2 separate regions of the Homo sapiens genome follow, and region 2 is linked to region 1. Evidence: chromatin loops called from intact Hi-C (ENCODE). Cell type or tissue: left ventricle myocardium inferior. All regions are shown on one strand. Links, peaks and the distances in the headings refer to the core of each region. The heading gives the core; the rest is flanking DNA.

Region 1 (9,132 bases), core at 2,895-7,894:
GGGCAGACTAGAACAAGTTAAAATTAACTTTCCAAGCAGCACTACATCATTTCCTTCAAGATAAGCATTATGATTCTGACTATGATGAAGTAGACAGAACTGGCCCAGAAGTCCATCCAGATGAAAATGCAGTGAGGATTGGGAAAATGAGGAGAATCTAAAAAATGCACTTTTTAGGGATTAGCTTCCTCACTGACCTGGATTATGCCAAGGGTGGTAGGAAACTTGACTCCAAAAGTAACTTTAGGAAAACAAAGAGATTATAAAACTAAATGGTCAAAGAAAAAGACTCCCCTATTTTGTTAGTGACGCAAGGACTTGACAGTAACTAACGCTGCTCTTCACTGAACAGCACTGAAGTCAGAAGGAATTTTAAACAGGACAAAGACCCTACCGTAGGTTCCCCGTCCTGCCATTTTATGGAACTGCTGCCAAGTGAGTGGTCCCTGCACATGCTGGATGTTCTCCCAGGTCCTGCCCGTGCGCTTCTTTTGGATGGCATCTTGGAGAAAGGGCTGCAGGGACAACAGCATACGAACCACATCCTGGGAGGAGAGCATGCTGATGTCCAGCACTGGAAGAGAAGTGAGAAGAAACAGAGAAGATAAGGGGGCTAGCACCCTCCTCTTCCTCACCATCACCTCGAGCCTCAGTTATATTCAGAACAATGACGTTATTAGCTGTAGTAGATTCTAAAATATTTGACTTAGGAGTCAGGAGGAAAGATATTCTTCTACTAAATTAGAGAAAATAATTGATAATTTAGTATCAACAATAATAAAAGGGGAAATGGATTACTCTATATAAAAAAGTTTAATGGAAGAATTGTTTAAAAGTGGAAAAATGGATAGGTGCGACTTTTTAAAACCATGGAAATCTGTTTCCAAGGATTTTCATAAGACAGCTGCAAAAGTTTCTTAATTATTACTTTTATTTGCAAATATCAATGTTTTGTTTATATGATAAGTAGGAAAAAATGGAACTTAAATAAAAGCTTTTAAAAACTCTTTAAATGCTCCTAATTGTAAAAATATTTTCACAAAATACAGAATGCATGAAGAGAAGGCCAATCTTCAGTGCAGCCAGAGGCACAGGGAAACACAGCTGAAGCCCTCAAGGACCGAAGTCCGCTGCAGGCACGGATGGGATTCACTGCCTTCTAAATGCAGATGACTTTAGTCCCAGCAGTCGCCCTGGGGAGGGATTTCTAACCTAAAATTTGAAAGTTGTCTGAACTCCATGCAAAACTGTGCAAGCACGCTTGGACATACGTATTTTTTTCTCAGGATGGAGGGTTCATCATGCAAATCAGATTCTTAAAAAGGTCTGCAGAAAGAGCTAATGACGCTGGAGGTGATGTGGTGTGAATCTGCACAGCTGGATTCCTGAAGACTCTGCCTCCCTCTTACCCTTCTAGCTGATGAGGGAAGGGGCATGGAAAGAAATCTAAGATTTATCTGCCAACTAAATTTGAAACACAGGATGATTAAGGATTCTTAAGACATTTTCAAACGTGTCCCTAAATCAGTAAAACACAGGTTGCAAAGTGGTGGTCCACAGAATATTTTGTTAAACTTTGGAACAAATCACTCCAGGAAATTTCACACACAAATCTAGATTGCCAGCTTCCCTTGAACTGGGAGACCCATATTCCTGCATAACCACCACTTGCTGGAGCTGAGGAGCAGCTGTCCCTCTCAGGCACCTCATGGCCCCTTCCCTGCTGTCTGTCCTGAGTCTGATGCAGTTTTCATTGCCTTTTATCTTCAGCCAGTGCTTCTTTTTACATATAGTAAACAACAACAGTGAATACTTCTTGTATTAATGGCTCTATCAAAAGCAGGAAATCACAGACCAAGAGAACCACAGATTTGAGGAAACTAAAAGCAAGCACGTTTCTTATGAACCCTATTCCTGTGCCTGCAAAATAGAAAGTGAGTTTTGAAAAGACAGCTTAAGGCACTGCCTTTTGCAAATGTCTCCCATCACATTCATTTACATTATCTGGTACTTTTAGGCATCTTAAAATTTGAAACCCAGACCTCCCCTGCAATAAAATGTCTTATTTTTCATCCTGAAAGACGACACCACTGATTCATGCACACAGACTGCTTTTCTGTCCGAAGGCCTATCTAGTAAAAGGACTCACCCAAGCTGATCATCCACATTTCTTTAGGGGAAAGGCTGCATTTTCTTCACTTCATAAATTCATTCAGTAGAAACTGATTAAGGGTCTGCTTAAGTATAAGGCACTGTGCTTGAACCTAAGCAGTTATACAAATGAGCATAACCCTTTAATGCTTTCTTAGTCATCTCTACCTCCATGAAAGCTTCCTTGATTGGCCTAGTCAGAAAATACCCATCACTCCCCATACTCTACTGACCTCTGGACATACTTTTAATTACTTCAGATTTCAAACTGTATTTAAGAAGCTTATATAACTTTCTTCCCTGCAAGACTGAGAGTTGTTCAGAAGCCGGGTTCGCACATCATTCACACAACCCTTCCAGTCTGGCCTCTGCTCCCACCACTCTACAGAAACAGCTCTCACCACGGTCAGAAGACATGTTTAATCCTTATCTTAAAATCTTCACTTGCATTTTAATGCCTGTCAATCACTTCCTCTTTCTTGAAACACTGGCTACCCCTGGCTTCCAAAAGCCCCCTCTATGGTTCTTCCTTCTCTGCTTGATAGGCTCACGCTTCTCTGCCTCACCTATACCCGTCAGAATGTAGCTAAGCTCTACCAGGTCCTCTTCTCGTCTATACTTTTCTCCTCCTCCTCAATGAGCTCATCTGTGCCCCCTTAATTGAAGTTATCACCTATATGCCAACCACTCCCTCTCCCCTGAGCAAAAGGCCCAAGAGTCTACTTGATACCTCTACCTGGATATATCAAAAGGGATCTTTAAAACTTCCAAACTTCCACAACTCAATTTATAAACTTTCTCTCCAGATATAGTCTTATCTTTGAACACCACTGACTATCCAGGTATACAAGTAACAAATCTGGGACTCCTCAACATCTCTCTTTCCCTTATCCCCAAAACTCAACTCACTATTGAGTCCTGCAATAATATTTCTTCTCCACCTTCTTCACAAGGACACTAAGGCAAGCTATTGTTTCTTACTAGGTCTTCCTCACTAACCTCCTTGTCTCCCCAAATCCATTCCTGCCACTTTCTAATCCATACCCAGAATTATAGCCAGTGCACATTGTTATTTTTCCTTTTTAACTACACAAATCTGACATCAGTGCTTCTTCTTAAAACCTTTCAATGACTTTGTATTGCTTTTTGCAGGAAGACCCAACCCCTAGCATGCCTCTAAAGAGTCACTGTAATCTAGCCCCTGCATGCTTCTAACCTCGCGTCAGTTTCTAAAGGCCCCAAGCTCCATACAACCAAGGGCCTTCCCACTTGCAGCACCTCCTGTCTGGGACACATGCCTCGCTCCCCATTCTCCTTCCTCAGTTAATGTGTACTCATCATTGAGATCTCTGAGCAAATGTTACTACTTCTACAACGAAGTCTTCTCTGACCTTCAGCCTAGAGTGCCCCGTCTATCCCATGCTTTTATCACTTATAAAATGGGTTGTAATAATATGCGTGCTTGTGTAATTATTTAATTGATGTCCACTTCCAGAATAGATTAGAAAGTCCATGAGGGTAAGTGCCTTGTTTCTTTCAGTAACCATTTTATCCCCCATGATGCATTGCAGTTTAGGCAGTGAATGAGTAAGAAAAGGAAACAGCAAGTTGCTTGGCACTCTTACAGCCCAACTTCACTGGAGCTTTTAATAATACAACCAGTTATATGCCCCAGTAACCACAATGCAAAGTAAAATGTGATTTTGTTATAAGTGATACAACAAAGGGGGAAAACAGAGAAGGGAGAAGAGACTCTGGAAATGGCTAGAAGGCTTCATGGAAGAGGTTCCTTGGAAACTTGATCTGGAAGAATGGTGGATTTAAGCATGCAAGAGTGTGCAAATTATCAGTCTGTAAGCTCCTGACGACTCTGATACTCAGCGGTCACAGGTTCCCAACATAGACTGCTTACTTATGAGTTACAAGAGGAAAATTTCAGAAAACAATTACTCTTCTCCAAAGGCATTTCAATATAAAACATTCTCCCAGTCCATAAGTTTAGGATAAAATCAATACAGCTCTCACTTTAGGTTCTTTTTTTTCCCCCGAAAGACATGAAATTAAAATTTTTTGTCAAATACAGTAAAGAAAGCTTTTAAGTTATGATCATACCAAGATACTCCTCAAAGTAAATTTGTGTTCTGGGACACCTACCATTGCTGTGAGGCCAAGAGTGCACAGTGGCACTTCTCACCAGAGCTTCGTCCACTTTTCCACCAGTGGGGTTATCCACATACTGCCGCCCCTGCTCCAACGCATTAAAGCATTCCGTCCAGTAATCATTATTATCTGCTTGCACCCGGTCATAACTCCAGCTTACACAGGGAAGAGTTTGGCGATTGTTAGAGGAAATGTAGTCCAGGAAATTCAGTGAAGCAAAAGGTTGTGTGTGTTGATTCTGGAGGAGGAGGAGAAGGCTTATGGGTGGCTCCTGGGGTTTTTTGGTTCCTTCCACCTGAGGAAGGAAGGTGGACTGACACATCATTAAGCGCCTCTCTGCAGCCTGACCAATATCAGAATTCTTCCCAAAAATATCCAACTCATCTTCAAGGAAGAGTCCTGAATTGTAGCCAAGTTTGCGGTTCATAATCGCACTAAACCCACAGGTACAGCGGTACTGGTCCTCATTGGAAGAATCGGGGATGTAAAGCCCGACATCCGCCCCTTTGATGTTCATGTTGCAGGCACAGATGCAACAGCTGTCAAAGTTTCTGTCTTTAAAGATATTCATCACGGAATCGGAGAGAATCAGGGTAACATAGAGGCTGTGGGCTTCGGGAATTGGCTGCATGGTGGCGGGCTCCACAGAGTTGAGGGGCCGTGTAGTAGAGGGGGTGGAGGCTGGTGATCCTTGATCGGTGCTATCATACTTAACAGACCCTTGACCACTGGCAGTGCCCCCACCTCTGGGAGTTCTTGGGGTCCTGGGGGTTCGTGGTGTGGGGACAGAGAAGCGAGGGGTTGCTGGAGATGGTAGGACTCCTGCCCCACTATTGCTGGCTGGGGCAGCGCTGTTCAACGTCACGGGTGTGTTCATCTGTGGTGTGTTCAGATAGTCTGGATCTGCTAGGCTCCCAACACTAGGCACGTTACTACAAAAAGAGAAGGCACCAAGTGAGGAAGGGCAGCATGTCACAGATGCTGAACTAGACACATGATCACCCCAGCCATGTACTGTGTATTTCTTATCATTTGTTTCTGCTATCACTGGGATACACTGGTATATTTAATTTTCTCTTAAAAAAAAAAAAGAAGATACAAAGGTCAGTGCAGTGTGTAGAGAAGAAGAAAGTAAGGTATGAAGAATAATTCAACACAGCACTTTCCTTCTACTTATTCCACATATAAGCATCCTCATCCTAACCTCTTGAAGGAACTTTTACTATTTTTATAAGAAAACATGGTACTGGGTTTGGTCAATGTAATTTGAAAAGTTAACTACTAAATGGAACTTCAACCATAAGTGCAGACACTAAATTAGCTAGAGGACCATAGGATGAAATTTCCATCTAATTTGCAATTACATTTTTGTCATTTTTTTTTTGAAATTCAAAGTCTGCCAGTGTACTTGTTCTCTGAGGCTATAATCTATATATCATATCAAAGTAGTTATAATCAAATACACATGAAAATTTAACATTTTTCTAATTTTCAAAATGCAGCCCTATCTAGGCTTACATTTTTATAGTAATGAGTGACCATGAGGGAATTATATTTTAGGTAGCCCATTTACCAGTACTATACTACAACTGATAGAAATATTACATATGCGGCTAAGAGGCCTCAGTATTAATTAGGTGGTTGCACAGAAGTACACATACTGTATCAGAGTTTCCAGCTTCCAGCAGCTTTCTGTGGGGTGGTAAGCACTTCATTTTTCACTTTTCAATATGGTATGCATTGCATATAGTGTAATTATTTTAGTTGCCCAAGACTGACTGGGCTATGTTATCTACTTTCTCATAAGCAGTGACTTCTTTTTGGAACAGCTAGGCAGAAAACACTGTCTGCAAGGTTCTGCTGTTTCATTATCATAAAACATTTTCTTGATATACAGTTGGCCCTCTATAGCCACAAGTTCCACATCTGTGGATTCAGCCATATACAGATGGAAAATCAAAATAAAAATACAATTAAAAAAAAAACAACAGTTAAAAAACACAAATCAAAACAGTAAAGTACAACATTTATATAGCATTTACATTGTATTAGGCATTACAAGTAATCCAGAGATGACTTAAGGTATACAGAGGGATTTGTGTAAATTACAAGGAAATACTCTGCCATTTTATATAGGGTACTTGAGCATCTTCAGATTTTGGTATCCGAGGGGGTCCTGGAATCAATCCCCCAAGGATACCAAGGGACAACTGTACTTTCTTAGATGTATATGTATATTAGCATATGAGTCCATTCTTCCTACTTAGAAGGTATCAAAAGAATATTTTTAAAATTTTTTAATATCCTTTTATATATATTAATACTGTACTTAAACTAATGCTCCTCCAATAAACTACATATTCAGTTACTTATAATGTGAAAGAAGCACGTCATAAAGAAATGTCTCTTCAAATAATTTCCTTGTGATTTTTAATTAGCTATGCCTAAACTACCAGCCTAAAAGTCCAAATCAGGCACTGTAAAGAAATATTAAATCTGAGGCACAGTGGTATCTTTGAGTACAGATAAAAAAAAAAAAATGACCCAGAAAACTTGATTGGCAATCACTGCTCTCTTAGAGACCAAAATAGTTAAGTGTGTAATAACGATCTTTACTCTAACTGGACTCCTTTCAAATTCTCCTGTTCAACAAAACCCTAAAATTATTACGCAGTTCAGATCAGAAAAGGAACTATGAGTACTAACTGAAAACCTAAAGAATTAAATTGCTCCCTGGGTAGTAAGAATGGTTTATCTTGTAATCTGATTTTTCCCATTTAATAAAAATGAACTGAGTAGCAACCCTACGCTAGAAGCTGGATAGTCAAAAGTGAAAAAGAGAAACAAAAGGTGGCTCATAAGCAAGTATGGCAGACATGAAGCAAATGATTGCAGGGGTATTGCATGTGACAAAGGAGGAGTCCAGGGTGATGGCGAGCAGAGACCACAGCAGGATTACACATATGCTGGAAACATACTGTCCAATAAGGTAGCCACCAGTCCCCATGTCCTAAATTTAAATTAATTAACATAAAACAATTCAGTCTTGGTCTCACTAGCCACATTTCAAGTGGTCAACACCTGCAGCAGGAAGCTGATGACTGCCATAGTGGACAGTGCAGACAGGAATCACCTACATGCCAGGTGCAGTAGCTCATGCCTATAATCCCAACACTTTAGGAGGCCGAGGCAGGAGAAACACTTGAACCCAGGAGTTCAGGACCAGTGTCGGCAACACAGGGAGACACAAACTCTACAACAAAATTTCATAAAAATTAGCTGGGTGTGGTGGCACGTGCCTGTAGTCCCAGCTACTCAGGAGGCTGATGTGGGAGGATCACTTGAGCCCAGGAGGTCAAGGCTGCAGTGAGCTGTGATTGTGCCACTGTACTCCAGCCCAGGTGACAGAGCGAGACCCTGTCTCCAAAAAACCCCCCCAAAAAACAAAAACAAAAACAAAAACAAAACCTTCATCACATAAAGTTGTATAATAGAGCCAGTTAAGAATACAAAGAATCTTTGGGATGGCAAATGAAAGATGTAATAGATCTAAATAATGACCTAAATGATTTAAACGATTACACAGCAAAAGCTTGCATGTGACCTTTTTGGGGAAACCTGTATGTATGAAAGAGATTAAACTGCTGAATGGGTTCTTAAAACTGCTATGTCATTTATTGGCAACTGTATGTGCTAAGCTAACCCCTTATGCGCCAAGGTGTTCTAGGTGTGTTGTGCCAGGATCTAGCTGAGTAAGCTAGAGTACAATCGGAGCACAGCAGCAGCACACCAGCCAGGCGCTCAGGGTGCTTTTCAGCACACTCTTTATACTGCTGGTGCATTGTTATTTCCACGGTACTTCTACAGTCATTAGTCGTTGAAGCATTGTGGAAGTCCTGTGCGGGAGGCAGAGCAGGATTACTCCATTTTAAAGGGAAGACCCACGTAAAATGGTCATTTAAGGTCATGCATATAATTTTTGCAAGGCAGGAATTTCAGTCTTATTAATACTGCAAGTGTAGCTTCCTAAGTCTAGGATTCCTCTGTACTTTTCTGTCACCGTTTTTCTTTCTGACACTGACTTTATATACACAAGCAGGAAGTCTTGTTACGACATTAAAATTAACTTCATCAGGATGATTTTACAGAAGGTCACAAACTTGCAGCCCAGAGGCTGAGGCTGGACCACAAATTTGTTTTATTGGTTCCTTAAGCTCAGCACAATGGTGCTGAGCATCAGTAGTACCAACTCTTTTGCATTTACCCTGTCCATTTCATCTATATATTGCTTACCTGACCACAGCAGAAATCTGAATTTGTGGCCTTTTCTATCAATCAAATCACTTTATTTATTAAGAAATTATTCATCACAGGGAAAACTGATTCCATCATTGTTTAGCCTATCTGTTTGTTTTTGTGACAGGGTCTTGCTCTGTCGACCAGGCTGGAGTGCAGTAGTGCAATCTTGGCTCACTGCAACCTCCGCCTCGTGAGTTCAAGTGATTCTCCTGCCTCAGCCTCCCAAGCAGCTGGGTCACAGACACACACCATCATGCCCAACTAAATTTTTGTATTTTTTGTAGAGACAGGGTTTCGCCATTTGCCCAGGCTGGTCTCAAACTCCTGAGCTCAAGCAATCCATCCACCTCGGCCTCCCAAAAGTGTTGGGATTACGGTTTGAGCCACCGCACCCGGCCCTAGCCTATCTTCAACATATTCAGAACACTTACATTGGCCTACCATTGGGGAAATCATCTAACTCAAAGCCTGTTTTACAATAAAGTGCTGACTATCTCGTGTAATTTATCAAATACTGTACTG
Region 2 (9,132 bases), core at 2,552-7,551, 600 kb after region 1:
TGAATTATATTACATCACATTTCTTGAAGCATAATCAGAACAGTAGTCCTTTGGGATACACTGGAAAATAAACTATATTTATGGGTTGAATTCTGTCTTGCAAAAGAGATATGTTGAGGTACTGCCGGTACCTCAGAATGAGACGTTATGTGGAAATAAGATCATTGTAGTTAGTTCAGATGAGATCATACTGAAGTAGAGTGGGCCCCTAATCTAACAGGATTGGTGTCCTTGTAAGAAGACGGCCACATGTAGACAGAGAGACCCAGAGAAAGAACAGCATGTGACAATGATGAAACAGTTTGGGCCAGGCACGGTGGCTCACACCTGTAATCCCAGCACTTTGGGAGGCTGAGGAGAAAGGATCGCTTGAGCCCAGTAGTTTGAGACCAGCCTGAGCAACACAGGGAGACCCCATATCTACAAAAAATAAAAATAATGAGCCAGGCATGGTGGCGGGTGCCTGCAGTTCCAGCTACTCGGGAGGCTGAAGCAGGGGAACTGCCTGAGCCTGGGAGGTCGAGGCTGCAATGAGCCATCTTCTTGCCACTGCACTCCAGCCTGGGTGACAGAGCAAGACCCTGTCAAAAAAAAAAAAAAAAAAAAAGACAAAGGAAAAGAAAAAGGAACAGAGATTGGAGCAATACAGCTACAATCCAAGGAACACCAAAGATTGCTGGCCACCACCAGAAGCCAGGAACAGACAAGGAAGGATTCTCTACAGATTTCAGAGGGAGCACAGTCCCATCAACACCTTGATTTCTGACTTCCAGCCTCCAGAACTGTGAGACAATAAATTTCTGTTGTTTAGAGCTCGCGCACCTCCAATGTGTGGCATTTGGTTAGAGCAGCCCTAGGAGACTAATCCAGGAGTCAAGGACGCTTGCTAATTCTGCATACTGTACTCCTCTGAGATCCATCATGCACACTATCGTATTAAAGGCTCTAAGAAGTCCTCCCGTAAAGACCCATTTAAATGCGTCTAATCCAGCACTTCCACAACTTCTTTGATGACTCCTAAGATTAGAAGATCTCTAAGATCTTTTGCGACTGCAACTGCGTGGGGTGTTAGGAAGCGGACAAGCAATGAATGTGGGTGAATCTGGCTGAATGTCTATACTTTTTATATTTCAACTTTTTATTTATTTATTTTTTATTTATTTTTTATTTTTTCTGAGACGGGGTCTCACTATGTCACCCAGGCTGGAGTGCAGTGGTGCAATCTCGGCTCACTGCAATCTCCACCTCCCAGGTTCAAGCAATTCTCCTGCCTCAGCCTCCCAAGTAGATGGAATTACAGGCATGTGCCCCCACGCCCAGCTAATTTTTTTGTATTTTTAGTAGAGATGGGGTTTCACCATGTTGGCCAGGCTGGTCTCGAACTCCTGACCTCAGGTGATCCACCCACCTTGGCCTCTCAAAGTGCTGGGATTACAGGCGTGAGCCACCGCGCCCCCTCTGTTTTAACTTTTTAAAGAATACACGTAAAGTATGTGGTTTAAAAATATCCAAACAGTACAAAAAGCTGTATAGGAAAAATACATTCCTGTCCCATACCTCTCCCCCAGGCCCTTCAGAAGACACAGCTCCCCATGTTCTTATTTATTCTTCCAGAGTGTTCTACACATATATACACCCATATAGAGATACGATTCTTGTTTTGCACAAATGGTCATCTAGTATATTTATGATTTTTCTACTGTGTTTCTTAAAAAATTAACATATCTTAGAGATTTCTGTATTATAAGTACAAATCTGGTGCTTATCCTTGTCTGGATAATTCTGTGTTGTGGGTCTGTTCTGTGCACTGTAAGATATTGAGGAGCATCCCTGGCTTCTACCCACTAGATGCCAGTAGCACCCTGCTAAGTTGTGACAGTGAAGAATGTCTTTAGATGTTGCCAAATGTCCCCTGGGGCAGTAAAGTCACCCCCTGGTGAGAAGCATTGATGTAGCTCTAACTCATTCTCTGTAAAGGCTGTCCAGCCTATGGTGTATGGGGACACTACAGTTCATTATTTATATAACCAGTCCCTTGTTGGTGGATATTTAAGCTATTTCCAGTCCCTGATTAGTATAAACGATTTTTTTTTTTTTTTGAGATGGACTCTTGCTCTGTTGCCCAGGCTGGAGTGCAGCGGCGCAATCTCTGCTCACTGCAAGCTCCGCCTCCCGGGTTCATGCCATTCTCCTGCCTCAGCCTCCCGAGTAGCTGGGACTACAGGCACCCGCCCCCATGCCTGGCTGATTTTTTGTATTTTTTTAGTAGAGACAGGGTTTCACTGGGTTAGCCAGGATGGTCTCGATCTCCTGACCTCGTGATCCACCTGCCTCAGCCTCCCAAAGTGCTGGGATTACAGGCGTGAGCCACCGCGCCCGGCAACAATGTTATAATGAACGTTCTTGTGTCTTTGGCACATAGGTAAGTTTATCTGTAGGATAAACTGTTGCACATTTTCTTGTTCACCACTCAGTAAGTGTTAGTTAAGTAAGCAAAAAAATGGAAAGAGAAAGGCTGGGAGTGGTGGCTCATGCCTGTAATCTCAGCACTTTGGGAGGCTGAGGCAGGTACATCACTTGAGGTCAAGAGTTTGAGACCACTTAGCCACCATGGCGAAACCCCATCTCTACTAAAAATAATAATAATAATAATAGTAATAGGCAAGCATGGTGGCGCATGCCTGTAATCCCAGCTTCTTGGGAGGCTGAGGCACGAGAATCGCTTGAACCTGGGAAGTGGAGGTTGCAGTGAGCTGAGATCACACCACTACCCTCAAGCCTGAGTGACAGAGCAAATCAAAAAAAAAAAGAAAAGAAAAAAAAAGGAAGAAGAAGAATGTGAGCTGAGAGCTTCAGTTCTTATCTTTTAAACCAAGTCGGGGGAATCCTACCTGTTGTTGGAGGAAATGAGGTCAACCCACTGAGAAAGACAGAACCAAGAGATGGAATTTTCATTTAAGCCCCTTGATCCAGTTGTGCCTGAAGCCACCTACTCCTGGCTTTACTCATTCTGTGATCCAATGCATTCTCTTTAAGGCTTAAGCCTGTTTGAGTTGAGGTTTTATAAACTTCAACTTAAAGACTCCTGGGTATAAACAGAAGCATGACTCCTCCAAGAAGCCTGTCTGAACTCAGCCCTCCTTTCTGGCTCCCGCAGACCCTGTGCTGTCTATGCTGAGCCAAGTACCTCCTCTGTGAGAGTCACTGTTCCCTCGTTGGTCTCCTTGCCCCTGTATCTCCAGCACCTGGATCAGAGGGGATGCTCAAAAGGATCCACTGAATGAATGAGTGTTAGTGTCTTACAACTCACAGCCTCGACGCCTCTGCTCAGTGGGGGCTCAATAAATCCACACAAGAAACCTTCTGGCAGCCAGACGAACTTTCTTAACTTGATCCAGGAAGTTCTGCCAAAGGAGCAAAACAATACTCACTCCAGGGCAGGGGCTGCCCGGCAAAGGGAGGCGTTCCTGGGGTGCAGGGAGGGGCGGTCTTCCAGGAATCTCTGCCACCCTAAGCCGCTGGCTGGACATCCCTGGGCAAATGGCCCAGTGGCCTCTGAGGTCTCTGTGCTTAAACCTCCCACTCCCTTCCAGAACAGGTTTGGCCTTATTCAGAACCATCTTATTTCAGCAAATCCTGCCCCAGCTGCTGCACACAAAGCATGCTATTTACAAAGTTAATGTTTACAAAGTGTTCTGAGGGCCTGTGCACAAGTAGGACACTTTATAGGCCAGCAAAAGTGATAAGAACCTCCCCGAACGGCTTCCAATCTGTAAAGGGCCCGAATGCACACAAGTTAACACGAGGAGATCCCAAAAGACTAAGACGGAAGGACAGCAATAAGAATGTACATTTAGGCCTGGGCCAGTGGCTCACACCTGTAATCCCAGCACTTTGAGAGGCCGAAGCAGGAGGATTGCTTGGGCCCGGGAGTTCAAGGCCAGCCTGGGCAACATAGTGAGAACCTGTCTCTACAAAAAAATTCAAAAATTAGCCACATGTGGTGGCTCGTGCACATGGTTCCAATTACTCAGGAGGTTGAGGTAAGAGGAGGCACCGCCCAGGAGGCAGTGGTTGCAGTGAGCCATGATTGCACCACTCCAGCCTAGGCAACAGAACGAGATTCTGTCTTAAAGAAAAAAAGAAAGAAATGGGCCAGGCACAGTGGTTCATGCTTGTAATCGCAACACTTTGGGAGGGTGAGGTAGGAGCATCGCTTGAGCTCTGGAATTTGAGACCAGCCTGGGCAACATATCAAGACTTCGTCTCTACTAAAAATTAAAAAAATAGGCCAGGCGCAGTGGCTCACGCCTGTAATCCCAGCACTTGGGGAGGCCGAGGCAGGCGGATCACGGGGTCAGGAGATCAAGACCATCCTGGCTAACACGGTGAAATCCCGTCTTTACTAAAAATACAAAAATTAGCCAGCATGGTGGCATGTACCTGTAGTCCCAGCCACTCGGGAGGCCGAGACAGGAGAAACGTTTGAACCCAGGAGGCAGAGGTTGCAGTGAGCCGAGATCGTGCCGCTGCACGCCAGCCTGGGCAACAGAGCGAGATTCCGTCTCAAAAAAATAAATAAATAAATAAAAATAAAAAAACAAAACTTAGCCAGGTGTGGTGGTGCAACCCTGTAGTCTTAGCTACTTGGGAGGCTGAGGTGGGAGGATCACTTGAGCCTGGGAAGTAGAGGCTGCAGGGAGATATGATTGTTCCACTGCACTCAAGCCTGGGGGACAGGGCAAGACCTTGTCTCAAAATAAAATAAAATAAATGCACATCTAAATGCCAGCCACATTCATGAGCATGTCATACTGACTGTTAAATGAGCACCTACTATGTGCCAAACACTGTTCTAGGTCCTAAGTGCCCAGCAATGAACAAAAGCCTTCTTTCTAGTAGAGAGAAGTGGGCAAAGAGATAAATAAATACGTTTTTTGTTTTTTGTTTTTTGTTTTTTGAGACAGAGTCTTGCACTGCCGCCCAGGCTGGAGTGCAGTGGCACCATCTTGGCTCACTGCAAGCTCTGCCTCCCGGGTTCACACCATTCTCCTGCCTCAGCCTCCTGAGTAGCTGGGACTACAGGCACCGACCACCACACCTGGCTAATTTTTTGTATTTTTAGTAAAGACGGGGTTTCACCCTGTTAGCCAGGATAGTCTCGATCTCCCGACCTTGTGATCTGTCTGCCTCGGCCTCCCAAAGTGCTGGGATTACAGGCATGAGCCACCGCGCCTGGCCAATAAGTTGTTTCAAACGCAAATAAATGTCATTTAAAATAACAACGCAGGCCAGATAAGGAGGGACTTGGGAGGGGCTTCTTTTGTTGGGAAGTCACTTCTGTTACCTACTCAATCTTCACAACCACTGGATGTCCCTGTCCCCATTTCATGGAAGAGGAGGCTGTAGCTGGGAGAGCACAGTGACCTGCCTCAGACCCAGACAGAAAGAGTAGACTTCATTAAGGGTACCCGGAATCTGTTTTAATCGAGGCTGGTAAGACACACAGACACGGAAACGACTGTCACGAAGGAAGAAGTTGATGATGTCCACAGATGCCTAAAACAGGAAGCATGGCACACCACGCAGGGCTGCACGAGGCAGCACTAGGGTGGGGCAGGAGGCAGGGGAGGTGGGGAAACATGGGCCAGCGCCTTTACTGTGGTTTCCCCAGGAAAAAATAAGCAAGGCAGGGTAAGTGGGTTTAGGATTGGCTCGTTTGAATAATTTCAGCAGGCTCTGGAGGTATAGGGGCTGTCCCTTAGTTGTCTGGTTCCTGGCTCTGGGGTGACTATGGCAGGTAGGTAGTGACCAAGATTATGAAAGTCTAATAAAATAGGCTGCTGGGGGTAGGGTTTCTGGAGGGATTGGCTTGCATTTGAAAGGCATGCTCTCCGGTGACCTGTTCACTTTCTCCAGGAATTGGACAGCTCTGGGAGGGGAAGTCCTTCCAGGGTCACCAAGGCCCCAAGATGTCAAAGCATCAGAATACAGAAAACAAAAGACATGGTTGATACACAGACCCAGCCTAGGGCTTGAGCCGCCCCTTGGGCTGTCCGCAGTCACCATGGGGACATAGACCCTGGAGGACCCTAAGAGGGACCCTCCATCTGTGGAGAGAATGCAACAGGTGGGCTTCAGCTACAAATGGAATTTCTCTTGTGCCACTCAAGATGGTCTCTTGGCATGGACTCATTAATCCCCATAAGCCTGCGGGCAGAATAAAATAAGATATAGAGAGGCACTTACACTGTGGAGCTGATGAGAAGGAAAATGAGTTTGTGCCAGAATACCAAAGAATTGTTTTATTTTCTTATAAATTCTCCCCCATTTCAATTCAGAGTTTGTTATGGAGGGTGGGAAGGGTGTCCTTGATTAAAACAACAAAAACACTGTTTTCAAAAATGTAGCTGGCTGGTGCCCATGTTGTTTTAATTTGCTGAGACCAGATTGTCCAGCCCTCATGGATTTGATCCCAGGCAGGCTAGTTTGACTTATTCAGAGAAAACTCTGTTTTTCAGCCACAAACTGTACCCCTAACCCTGGCCAAATATGTTGCAATTCCTGCTAAAGGTTCCAACAGTGGTTGTCCAGGAATCCTGAGCCCACATTCCGAGTCCCATCTCCAGACTCTCCTTGCATGCCCTCCACATGCCACTGGCCCCTGGAGGAACCACCCTGCAGAGAGACCACAGAACTGCTCTAGGCTTAGCCTCACAGTAAAACAAGACCAGGTACAAGCATGTGGTAGGTACTCTGTAGTTGTTTGCTGAATGAATGAGTGAATGATTGGAGGGGTGGAGAGGTGGATGGGTGGATGGATGGATAGGTGGATGGATGGATGGATGGATGGATGGATGGATGGATGGATGGATGGATGTGTGGGAGGATGGTTGGATGGGTAGATGGACAAATGGATGAAAAGGAAAATAAGTGAATGGGTAGGAGGATAGGTGGCTGGGTGGGTGGATGGATGGATGGATGGATGGATGGATGGATGGATGGATGAAGGGATGGAAGGGATGGATGGATGGTTGAATAGGTAAATGGGTGGATGGGTAGATGGCTGAGAGGGTAGATGGATGGAAGAGTGGATGGATAGATGGATGGACAGATGAATGGATGGATGCATGTATGCATGGATGGATGGATTGGTGGGGAGATGGATGGATGGATGAATGGTCTTACTGATCATGAGCCTTTTGCATTTCAGGATGAGCTTCAGAACTGAGAGACAATGTAGCATAGGGATGAACGTGCTGGAGTTAGACAGATCTGAGACTGCAAATTAAATTAAAGTGGTATCTAGTTTGTAGGGTAGTCGAAAGATGATGTGTGCACCAAGCACAGCACCTGACCAGGGAGGGGCTGGTGACTGTTTTCATGGACAAGGGTGAAGCCTGTTGTAATCTAAAAGATACTGGGAAAATAGCTTTCTGCTGAAAATGTCTTTAGCCCAACCTTATTCCCTGCAGGTAAAAAAATTTCTACCATCAGAAATGCAGATCTTCAAGAGTCATACAAATGGCCAATAATGTGGAAAAGATTCAAAGTTACTAATAATCAAATAAATGCAAATTTAAATAAATAGATACCAAATTAGCAAAGTTTTTTTTTAATTAAAAAATTCACTTAGTTTGCAAAGTGTTCAGAAAGGAAGACCCCAATATAGTATTTATAGGAATATTAATTGGTATAACCTTTCTCAATAGCAATTTGGAAATTCGTACCAAGAGTCTCAAGCCATACCCTTTGACCCATTAAACCTACTTTTAGGAAGTTTTTCTAAAGAAATAATCAGAGAGATAATCAAATGTCTAGGTGCAAGGAAATTTATTGCAGTGCTATTTATATTAGCAAAAAGAAAAGGGGAAGGGGATGGCCCTTCTCTGTTCAACTGACTTATGATCAAGACAGCATCCATCAATATATCCATCCATCCATTCAATCATTCATTAATTCATTCAGCAAATAGTTATTGAGTACCTACCATATGCTTGGCCCTATGAGGGATTTCCAATTCAGTGATTAGATAATTTATAATATACCTATATAACGGATTATTATCCAGACAATAAAATGAATTTTCCCAAAATATTAAATAAATTATTTGTTTATTTATTTTTATTTTTATTTTTTGAGATGGAGTCTCACTCTGTCACCCAGGCTGGAGTGCAGTGGAGTGATCTCAGCTCACAGCAACCTCTGCCTCCCGGGTCCAAGTGATTCTTCCACCTCAGCCTCCCGAGTAGCTGGGATTACAGGCGTGTGCTGCCACATTTGTCTAATATTTGCATTTTCAGTATAGATATGGTTTTAGCATGTTGGCCAGGCTGGTCTCAAACTCCTGACCTCAAGTGATCCACCTGCCTTGGCCTCCCAAAGTGCTGGGGTTACAAGCATAAGCCACCACACCTGGCCTTAAACAATTTTTTTAAATGCTTAAAATGTAATGTTGAAAACAAATACAGGCGGGATGCAGTGGCTCATGCCCTTTGGGAGTGAGCCACCAGCACCCAGCACTTTGGGAGGACAAGGTGGGCAGATCACCTGAGGTCAGGAGCTCGAGACCAGCCTGGGCAACATGGTGAAACCCCGTCTCTAATAAAAATACAAAAAATTAGCTGAGTGTGGTGGCAGGCGCCAGTAATCCTAGCTACTTGGGAGGCTGAGGCAGGACAATTGCTTGGACCCAGGAGTCAGAGGTTGCAGTGAGCCAAGATCGCACCTGTGTACTCTAGCCTGGGTGACAGAGTGAGACTCTGTCTCAAAAAAAAGAAGAAATACAATATGAAATTTTATATATTAGATGGTCTTATCATTTTAAATGTATATACATACATACACACACACAGGAAAAAACACATGGTGATAAGTTTCAGTGACTTAATTCTTCCTTTATTTTTCTGTATTAATGAAGTTTTTTACACTGAGCACATCCAGAAAACAAAGTTATCAGAGTTATTTTTTCTGGGTTGTTTGAAAGTTTTTACAATGAACATGAATTATATAATTAGAAAAGAATAAAGCTATTGTCACTGAGAATAAACTAAAACCAAGAAAATCAATTAAACCTTCAGGTTGGTTCATACATTCTTTTATACCTATTATGTACCAGGCAGTGTGCTGGAG

The links. Peaks named below come from ENCODE experiments on the same cell type or tissue, not always from the same donor. Only the 100,000 strongest peaks of a DNase experiment are listed, where the experiment ranks them.
Region 2: it touches region 1 in a loop (6-fold over the local background); 78 of 110 quality-filtered maps call a loop at or near these places.

Annotation. Positions count from the first base shown.
Region 1 is chr12:115,986,715-115,995,846 of GRCh38, forward strand. It overlaps MED13L (mediator complex subunit 13L), which reads right to left. Exons shown (of 31, transcript NM_015335.5): 17 at 4,306-5,243; 18 at 395-574. Among named protein-coding and RNA genes, the nearest start is that of LINC02463, 110 kb to the left of the region's middle. In left ventricle myocardium inferior, for the core only: no CTCF peak of the experiment used is centred there; no DNase peak of the experiment used is centred there.
Region 2 is chr12:116,588,864-116,597,995 of GRCh38, forward strand. No RefSeq gene overlaps it. Among named protein-coding and RNA genes, the nearest start is that of MAP1LC3B2, 34 kb to the left of the region's middle. In left ventricle myocardium inferior, for the core only: no CTCF peak of the experiment used is centred there; DNase peaks (open chromatin) are centred at 3,458 and 5,598; H3K27ac peaks cover 1,256 bases.